Linked DNA regions of Mus musculus: region 1 is linked to region 2. Evidence: chromatin contacts called from ENCODE Hi-C or POLR2A ChIA-PET data. All regions are on one chromosome and are shown on one strand. Each heading gives the region's core, a stretch centred on a gene start or an enhancer-like site at or near the end of the contact. The rest is flanking DNA. Distances are from core to core; before and after follow the strand shown. Region 1 holds the start of Dld (dihydrolipoamide dehydrogenase). Region 2 holds the start of Cbll1 (Casitas B-lineage lymphoma-like 1).

Region 1 (4,935 bases), core at 593-3,092, 150 kb before region 2:
GAAGAAACTCCTTGTAGGCCATGAGATATCCGATTGAAATGGCCTTTCTAGAATAGAAAAAAAAAAGACAAAAGAAATTTTCCTGTTAAGTAAAATATAATTTTTAAAACAGGCTGGCAAAATAGCCCGCTGGCTAAAGGCTCCTGCCACCAAGGGTGACTTCCCAAGTTTAATCCGTGGGAACTATATGGTGGCAGAGACCTGACTCCCAGAAGCTGTCTTCTGGCATCCTTTCATCCTATGTTGCACGCTCATGCCCACAGGCATGTGCACAAGTAATACATGTAATTTAAAAGGTCGATGACAACTGGGGCAAATGTATCAAGCAATAATACTAATGGACTTTCTCTGCCGCAAACAGGTATCCTACCAATTTCCCTTTTTTGTCCATAATATTAAACTTTCACAATCTTACCTTGCCAGGTCTGCCTTATTATTATGAACATTCAATGAACCATTTCATATTAAATCTAATAAAAATATATTTAATGGCTTACAGTTTTATTAAAACTTCAGAAAGCATTGTTAATTTTATTGCCAAGGATCAGTTTAGTATTCTAATTAAAATCCCAAAACTTTGAATTCAGGTATTTAAGTATTTCAATGATATTCATTTCATCTGTCATTCTGCTTCCTAACAAATCTACTTAACAGTCTGTAATCACTTATAAGATCTATAAAGATGTTCTTAAGCCACCAACTGGACTAGGAAAATGTACCAACAACGGAGTGGCCTCACATTCTGGAAGTCCCACAAATTGCATCATAATCTCACACTCTCTAAGCAGTGTGACTACCATTTCCTAAGGCCAGGGCCACATAAAGAAAGCACACTTCCAGCTCCTATCACAGCGAGTAAGCAATGGACAGCAGCGACAATATACTCTGATGCAGCAAGGTTTTTTACTTGAAGACAACTTCTGCACCTGAGATCAAGATATGCCAACCAAAGAGGAACAAAGAACTGTCTGTACTGAGAGACGCGGCTCACCTTCTCCCTAAAACAGTGACATTTTGCGTGTTACATTAACTTTTAAAGACACAGACGGCTCAGCCGTGAAGAGTCTCATTTCTGTATTGTCCCTAAAGTTATCCTGCTACCCTGCCACTAGGCCTCATACATTCAATTTGGCAGCTGTCAATTGGCAGGTGAAATGGGAAAGTTGTTTGGACGACAAACCGCTGCAATTAAAACTATAAGCCCCAGGGCCTGACTGATGGCAGGGTGCACTAGTTTAGAGACGTGAATGAAAACAGATCCTTGGAGGAGGAACTCGCGGGACGGTGTGTTGGAGCTGACCACGTCTGGGCCAGTCGGGCCTCAAGGTTACTTCCCCGCCGTAGGAGAGTAGGCCACCCCCCGGGTCATTAGGATGAGGCGAAAGGTAGGAAGGGGCAGGCCGCGCGTGGCAAGGGTCATTTACTCCTCCCCGAAACTGGGGGAGGGCCCAGGCCCCTGGACCAGCGTCCGGGTCGTGTGGGGCTGCGGGCAGTCATTCCGCAGCAGGGCCCTCCCGAGCCCGGGCTCGCGCTCCCCGCTGCCTCGGGAGGCCGCACCGAGCCGGCATAGAGGCGGGGCCGCGGCGGTTCCCGGCGGCAGGCCGCGTCCGGGCCCACAGCGGGCGTCTAAGTGCCTGTGGTCCAGCATCATCCCCTCGCGGGCCGCCCTCACCTTGGCCAAGGAGCGGTACACACGACTCCAGCTCTGCATCGTCCCTCGGTCCCGTCCCTCCAACCAGGGGTTTTCACCTCCGCTGAACGCCTGGTAAGACTTATCCAAGGTCTCCCCACCCTGCGCCTGCGCAACATATACGTCATCGCCGAGGAGCAGCGCGATTGGCCCGAAAGGCAGAGGCTTTCCGGTCGCTTCGTCGTGCGCTGTCGTGAAGGGCGCTGCGCTTTGTGGCAGCTGGGGAATTGGAGAACTGTTGCTCAAATGACTGGAGTAGAGTTGCAAATTATCCTTGAAAGACGAACTAGATAAATAAAAATGTTGTTTCTTCAGTAAAGCCCACAGAAAGTAAAGTTTAAATAGGAAAGGAAGAAAAGTTTGACAACTTGACAAGCTTATGGTTGTGCTAGATATTCGTGGGCAGTAGGCTTTATCTAGCTTTACAAAAACCGTATGAACTGTTTGCATTTTCTGGATGGAGCCCTGAGAGGTTAAAGAAAGCAAAGGAGAGGTAACTGCAGCTCTACGAACAAAGGCTTTGATTTTAACGGCTGGTTTACAATCTCTGTTCTCGAAGGCAATGGAAAGGATAGGCTTGAACCTTTCTTCACCAACATCCTGTTCTGAAAACTGCGCTAACAAAAAGTATAGAAAACAAGCTCCCTTCTATTTTTGTATTTTGAAAGCACGCCTCCCTTGTAGAAGAAACTAGAAGGGTTGGGATGGTGGGTGAGGTGTTAGGTTTTCATTGAGAGTGCACCTAAAAGATTGCTAACTGTTGTCTATAAGATTGAGCACAGAGCCTGGCGTGGTGGGCTACGCCTTTAATCCCAGCACTCGGGAGGCAGAGGCAGGCAGATTTCTCAGTTCGAGGCCAGGCCAGCCTGGTCTACAGAGTGAGTTCCAGGACAGCCAGAGCTCCCTATCTCGAAAAACAAAAACAAAAACAAAAAAAAAAAAAAAATTGAGCACAGAGATTTAAGGTCTGATACCACTTTGTAATAACAGTCTCTAGTTTAAACCTTAACTCTATACTTCTCAAAAGTTTACAGCCCAGGCACTGTACTGAACTCCATAGAGTTAGGGATTAGATGAATATTACTTCTTACCTATCTATGCCCATTTAGAAGGAAAAAGACATGAATAAATGATTTTTTAATGTTATGACGAAAGCTAGCTGTTACCAAATATTAATCACCACCACAACCCCTTTTTGGTTTCTTGAGAGAGTGTCTCATGTGTCCCAGACTGGCTTCAAACTCAATATAGAGCTTAGAATGACCTTGAATTTATAGTCCTCTTGCCTTCATCTCCTGAGTGCTGGGATTACAGGTGCCCACCACCATGTGTTGCTGATTGCTGGGAACGGAACCCAGAGCTTCTAGTATACCAGGCAAGCATTCTTCACCTGAGTTACATCTTAAGCCCTTGTTTTCCCCTTTCATAAGATAAGAGATTGTTCAGCTGGACAGATGGGTATTCAGAATAGCATTGTCTTTTCCGGGTCCCATACAGCTAAAGGTAGACGTATGATCAAATACTGGTCAATGATCTCCATTTATTGTTGCATCCAACTCGACCAGCAAGGAAAACGCAACCACCGGTTCTTCTTAAAGCAGTTTACTCAGGCAGCTTCTCTCTTCAAATCCCCCGCCTCTCGGGGTACAAGTGTTTTTATCCACTCAAGCCATAACCACGCCTCAACCAATCACCACAGGTCACATCACCTCACCAGGAAGGCTTGCTCAGCCAATCAGGGATTAAGGGCTAGCCATCCACCAAATATGGGCTTGTTTACTGCCTGGCACAGATTTCCGTCTGGGCTGGCCAGGGAGTCTGGAATGGCTTCCCACAATTCCCCCTTTTATATTCTTTTGAAGCAAGCTCCGTGGGTGAAGATAGAGGTCTGATCCCCAGTGTGCAGAAATAGGGGCCATGTACAGGATTGACTCTTAGGCTCACAGGGTTTTACCCAGAGCAACCCTGACCTGCTCCCATGCCGTTTTTCATGGGGGAAGAACACTAGGACACTCAACCCTCATGCAATCAGACGTACCTCCCAGAGATTGTCAAACAGCGTCCAGACTAACTTCTGTGCAGTGCTTAGCCTTACAACCCTGCAGAGCGATGGCTTCATTGTTCATTCTTCATGGCAACAAGCCAAATCTGAGGTGACTGCCCTGCTTCCACTGTGGCAAAAGCTTGCACCACCATGGCGGCAGTGTGGACCTGGGCATTCTGCAACCAACACATACACCATACACACAACATGCATGCCAAAACAAGGGCCACAGCAAGGGCACCTATCTCAGCCCATTCTTTCCTGATGCCAAGCCAGGATCCACTCGGGTAGAATTCACAGCGACAATCGCCGAGTGAAGCTCATTCATCTTGCCATCAAAATTTGCAGTCCAATTTCTTAATAGGAATTTCTTAACAGGATCAGCTTCTTCATTTTGACACTGTCGCACTATTCACTCTGGAACCCACACTGGCTCTGCGTGATTCTGTGGAAACATGCAAACAGACCCTCTCGCCCAGCCCAACACAGGATCTGGACCATTCCATGATCCTGTAAGCACATCCCTCCATTTAGCATACCCCAGATTACTGGGGCTGGTATTAGCATGTCGTTCAGCAGCAGAGCGACCTTCCTTATCCAATTGTAAACATTTTAAGGTAAAAAGAGCTAAGGAGAGTCTTATTTTTGGGGGTATGGCCATAGCCTATTCCCTGTCTTTGTTTTATTAATAATTCTTTTAAGGTTCTATGTGCTCGTTCAATGATTCCTTGGCCTTGAGGATTATATGGCAGTCCGTGTTTAACTTGTACTTCCATCTGTTGACAAAAAGACACCAGGGTTTTGGCAGTATATGCAGGGCCATTGTCTGTTTTAAGTTGTTGGGGTTTACCCCAAGCTGCCCAGGCCTCCAAACAATGCTGTATAACATGGGAGGCCTTTTCCCCTGCCATGGGAGATGCATAAACTATTCCTGAACATGTGTCAATGGATACATGAATGTATTTGCCAAATTCTGAAAAATGTGTCACATCTATCTGCCACACCTGTAGAGGGAGCAATCCTCTAGGATGCACTCCATAAGAAGGTGGGTGTTGAAACTCAAGGCAACATACACAGGTAGTGACTACATCCCGAGCTTGTGCTCTAGAGATTCCAAATTTTCTCTGCAGAGTTTTAGCATTAACATGAATTTTAGAATGAAATTGTAAGGCTAACTCCATAGGGGATGCTAAAAATATGA
Region 2 (5,315 bases), core at 2,803-5,302:
AACATTTCTAGAGACACAGGCAACAGGTATCTTTAGTTAACAGTCAACACTGCAATGGAAAACTATTAGTTAGACCTGGGTCTTAAAAAACAAGACACTTTCTAGTCCTTAAAAATCTTACCATCAATGAAAAAAAGGAATTCTTGTTCATGAATAAGGGGCACATTATTTCACAGGACTGAATCACATAGAAGTACATAAAAATATGTAACACAAAGTATTAAACTTTACCTTAGGATAAAAAGGGAAACACGTAAGGGTAAAAAATGCAAATATAATCTTAAAATTGTAGTGTCTGCAACACAAATTACGGAACAGAGCTCCTGCAAGAGTTACAATCGAAGCTGAGAGCCAAACTGTCCACGTTAAATCCGGCAAAACACAAATGTGAACGTAGTCTGCTAGTACTAATAATGTCCACTTCTATAGGCAATACCAACCAATTAAACTCATACCCTCTTGCCCTTTCTATCATCAAAATAAAATGAAATTTAAAATGGGTTTTAATGATTAAACATGTTTACTTTCTACTCTTATAACAGCTAACTCCTCTCAAAATCTTTCATGGAAAGATTAGATGAATAGCTACAATCTTGAATTATAATAAACCAACTTGATCAATCTTCAATACTGCACTAAAATGGAGTGTCTTTCATGTATTTCAGCAGTCTCTGCTGCATTCGCTCATCTATATATAAGTACCTACATAGATCTCAGATAACCTTTTCCCCTTGCACAAAAAGTCTTCCCACCTTTCCAAAGAACTGAACTAGCCAACATGTTGCCCTTCAGATATCACAAGAGTTATTAGTGTGTCAGTCTGTGATTGACAACACACTACCTGCACAGCCTTCCAACCAGCTCACATAACCCAGTTTCCCATTATTTAAACAGTAGCCTGGCTCTTTCACGAGCCTCTTTCTAAAGCTACTGTTTGCCTCACAGATTTCAAGGGACAAAATTCTGAAGTTTGTTTGTGTGGGGCCACCCATACACAGAAACAAAACACAAAGCATGTAATAAATATCTGGATGTTACATAAGGGATAAAAAGAATAATTGGGCCATTTAAAGTAAATATACCTTTAAAAATATATTATTTTATTATATAGTTTTAAAAACAACACACTTAATATTTTATCTTGAATAAAAGGAGCCAAGGAACTTAAGCCAGGTATGTAGCTCAGTGGTAAAACCTGTCTAAGGTCCTGGGTTCAGGTCCCCAGGATCTATCTCCCCCAAAAGAATGAAGCAGTATTTTAAAAATGTGGGTTCCTTTTACCTAAGCACTAACCATCTCTTACAATGACTAAAGAATGAATCAAGTGTTTGCAGGGTCTTTATTGGCCTGGGTGCCCGTGAGGTAAGAGCATGGGACAGAGCTGGCCTGAAAGGAGCTGCAAGGGTGCCATCACCTTTCTGCTGCTTCTCTCCACCCCCGAGGGCCCTGAGCTCACCGCTGACACTGCTGCAATCTAGAGAAACACTAAAGAAAGCAATACGTGTTTGCCATTTAAAAAAATTCTAAATTTTTTTTTTCTGGCAGAATTCTACTTCAATACTCCCATTTACAAGACCTCTTGATCCTTTGACATTAAAAATCATTATTTTGAGAAGTCTACTCAGTCAGAAAATTGTCAATTAACTAGCTAACTACCATTTCTTGGTTTGCCAAAGGCTCTATGATTCAAATTTGTATTTATTTTGTGAAAGTTTGAGTCTTTGGCTTAATTTCATATTTTTCTTCTCAAAATGTGCAGCAATTAAAACTGAAGCACGCCGGGCGTAGTGGCGCACGCCTTTAATCCCAGCACTTGGGAGGCAGAGGCAGGCAAATTTCTGAGTTCAAGGCCAGCCTGGTCTACAAAGTCAGTTCCAGGACAGCCAGGGCTACGCAGAGAAACCCTGTCTCAAAAAACCAAAAAAAAAAAAAACAAAAAAACTGAAGCACTAGGAGACTTTGTCATAACTGATTTAAAATCTAGAAAAGCTAACATTAAACAGAAAGGAGAGCTGTCTGGAAACACTTTTTTGTTGTTTTTTGTTTTTCGAGACAGGGTTTCTCTGTATAGCCCTGGCTGTCCTGGAACTCACTTTGTAGACCAGGCTGGCCTTGAACTCAGAAATTTGCCTGCCTCTGCCTCCCAAGTGCTGGGATTAAAGGCGTGCGCCACCACCACCGGGCCCTGAAACTCATTTTTTAACCTTAGCTAGGTCAGTAGTGATTATTTTCATGTTAGAATAATTTTTATTTCCCCAGGCAATCTTTGGCTAATAACTTAGAAACTAGGGTAATACTTTTACCCATGCAGTATCAAGACACTCTACTGGGAAACTCAGGTTTTTTTCATTTCTCTCACATACTTCCACAAACCAACCTATTAGCAGCTGCTGGATTCTCCACCAAAATATTTGTGGCAACTGCCTACTCTATGTCCTGCTCCCACTCCCCCTGCCTACTCTCTCTGTCCTGCTCCCATTCTCCCTACGGCGTTGCTGGGGACCCGTGCTAGCTGGTTAAGTTGCTCTACCACTGAGCTTCGATTCAACTAAACTGAGCCTCCCTCTGTGGCACTGCAACCACCCATAGATGATTTATACTTACTTCTGTTGTTCCTCTCCTACACCATTCTCCATAGAAGAGTCAAAATTGTTGCTTCATAGCCACTTAAACCCTTTATCATGATTTTCAAAGTCCTGAAAAAGGTAATTTGTGTTCTCCTTCTCAACTTAAAGCTAACTAGTCTACCGACATTTGGTCCTCTCTATACCTTCCTACCATTCCAAAAACACCTTTCCCTGGCACTCTGAAACTTCCTACTCCATGGGCATTCATTTCTCTCTCTTTTCTTTTCTTTTCTTTTTTTTTTTTTTTTGGTTTTTCGAGACAGGGTTTCTCTGTGTAGTCCTGGCTGTCCTGGAACTCACTCTGTAGACCAGGCTTGCCTCAAACTTAGAAATTCGCCTGCCTCTGCCTCCCAAGTGCTGAGATCAAAGGCGTGCGCCACCACTGCCCGGCAAGCACCTGTTTCTAAAAGTTCTCACCACAAATTGTAAACAGCTGTTAAAGAAGAAACCAATCTGCTTGTCTCCTTTGACAGAATGAAAACTCGAAGACAAGAACGTAGTCTTATTGTTTACCATTCCACCATTCTATCTCCAAGCCTACAAGTATCTGCATGCAATTATATAACTTAGTGTTTGAAGACTGGGCGCACTCAGTCAATTCCTAAAGAAAAAGCCTTTCCTCCTGCTTGGCGATAAAACTGTCTGAAGCACTCAAAGCCAAGTGCTAAAACTAAAACCAAGAAAACGAAGCCAGCAGAAATGAGGTTTGAAGCTACTCGTAATATGCGATGTCCCCAAAAGATGCGAAAGGACCACGGCCGAAGGACCGGGCATGCTTTGAGTTCCGGTAGAAAAGATGCTCCGCTTATAACTTCGAAAACTATATCCGACTCTCTTCTCTAACCACTAGTCCGCGAAAAGCCAACAAGACAATAACCACAGGCGGTGACCACTGCAGCAGCCGCCCGAAGCCGAGAGGCAGCAGGAAGTCTCCAACCCACTCTCGCCCAGAGTCCGGACGCTTCTCCAATTCCGAGAGTGGAAAACGCCCGCCTATTTCCCCAGCAAAAGTGCAAAGCAACCGGAATGAGAACAAAAACAAAAACAAAACTGGGACCCTCCCTTTCCAACAAGTCTGCGCGGAGGAGGGTCCCGAAACGAGCTCAGCGGCACCAAAGGAGCCGTGCTGCCGGTCTCCAGGATGGAGGCACCGCTCCGGAGGGTAGGCCGGGAAGCAGCAGACTCAGCCCGGGACCGGGTCTGAGCTTGCTTCCTCTCCGCCACGTCCCGGCGCAGTGGGGCGAGCATAGCCCCTTGTGCCTGCTGGGCGACCAGTCCCACACGAGCCACGGGGGCAAGAAACTAGGACCCCCGCTGCCTCCGCCTCCTTACCAGTGTGATCCATGATTCGGCTCGCGGGGCACAGTGGGAACGGAAGTCAGTCGCTCCGGAGTCGCAGTAAGCGCCTGCGCCCTACCTTCCGGAGCGCAGAGGCGGAAGTGCGCCCGAACTGCTCTCACGGGCTTCCCTCCCTAGCCGTAGCACCCGACTCCGGCGAAGGAGTCAGACATAGCCAGGACTGAGGCGGGAAGAGGGGGAACACGAGGGTTTTGGTGTCGAGGCTGCTAGTTCTCCCCAGAGGCAGCCCTCAGCTGTAGGAATGATACTTCTCGCAGTGAGAAAGCAATAGGAACCAAAGGGAAGCGCGGCAGGCAGGTAAGCCGCCGCCCGCCCCCCTGCGGCGCGAGGCCTTCTGGGATTTGTAGTCCGCCCAGAGCGCAGTCTCAGCCGTTGGGCTGGTCCCACCCCAGCGGGCGGAGTAACGGTTTGGAATGCCCCCCGGATCCGCCGCCGGGTGTAGAGAAGTGTAAACACGCACGCTCCGTGGGTGCCCGAGGGAAGCTGTGTTAGGCGTCCGGGAGGGAGGCAAGGTCCTCATTGTCTAATTGTGCTTTGTCCTGAGGAACCCCAACGCCCACTCGACACGCGCGTTTGCCCTGGCTCCCACCGTAGTTTCTCAACTGAATCGCGTGTTACAATGCTAACTAGCCCATGGCTCTAGAGAACACCACCAGGCTCCTGGAATCCCTGCTAAAGCTGGAGGGAGCACCAGGAGGTCCCCGTTCAACGAAAATACAAAGCAGTTGTGTGCAAAGGGGGTGAAGGAGGGAAGATAGGGACCGATGGAGTCGGAGGGAGAGCGTTAGAGCTTGACTAGAAGGAAGAGATGAGAAAGGGCAGGCCCCGACTGAAGAAAAGAGAGTTACCACAACAGGCGGTACCTAGTTCCAGTTCTTGGTCCCTGGGGTCTGTGGTTGCCGCTTTCATCTTGCTCAGCCAAAACAAAGAAGAGTGTCAACGGCGACTGCTGAAGACCTTCAGAGCACCCCCCACCTCGATTTGGCTCATAATAGGTCTTCTGCCTTCCCCAGCCCTTCACACTTGAAGCTCTCGTATGAGTAGAAAGGAACACAATTAGTGGAAAACATCAGCCTAGGAGTCAAGGGATTTGGGCTCTATGCTTGTCCCTTGGTGACGACATCGTTACCTTGGGTTGTTCACGCTTTCAGTGCCAGAGTTCCTAGATCAATAAAACATTATTATGTTGGCCTTTCTTAAAAATATTTTCACAGTACTCAATTCTGAATCAAGTATGTGTAGCAATGTGTTGTGTGCGTTGCACAGTAACAACGGTGACTAACACTGCAGTGATCCTAGTGTAAGTATACCATGTTATTTAGTGATTGT

What was found. A loop is a pair of places that touch in the nucleus more often than their neighbours do. ChIA-PET counts read pairs that join two places held with the same protein, here RNA polymerase II (POLR2A).
Region 1: a map of regulatory T cell shows a loop between it and region 2 (4-fold over the local background). The contact joins the promoter of Dld here to the promoter of Cbll1 in region 2. A Hi-C loop is called at or near these places in 2 of 37 maps with a recorded cell type or tissue (T-helper 17 cell and regulatory T cell). POLR2A ChIA-PET finds 5 or more read pairs at or near these places in 1 of 5 experiments (embryonic stem cell).

Annotation. Positions count from the first base shown.
Region 1 is chr12:31,349,629-31,354,563 of GRCm38, forward strand. Dld (dihydrolipoamide dehydrogenase) reads right to left here and starts at 1,843. Exons shown (of 14, transcript NM_007861.5): 1 at 1,673-1,843; 2 at 1-47. The coding sequence starts at 1,711.
Region 2 is chr12:31,495,564-31,500,878 of GRCm38, forward strand. Cbll1 (Casitas B-lineage lymphoma-like 1) reads right to left here and starts at 4,053. Exons shown (of 6, transcript NM_001253847.1): 1 at 3,960-4,053. The coding sequence starts at 3,972. It overlaps Gm40362 (a long non-coding RNA gene), which reads left to right and starts at 4,057. Exons shown (of 2, transcript XR_872643.3): 1 at 4,057-4,283.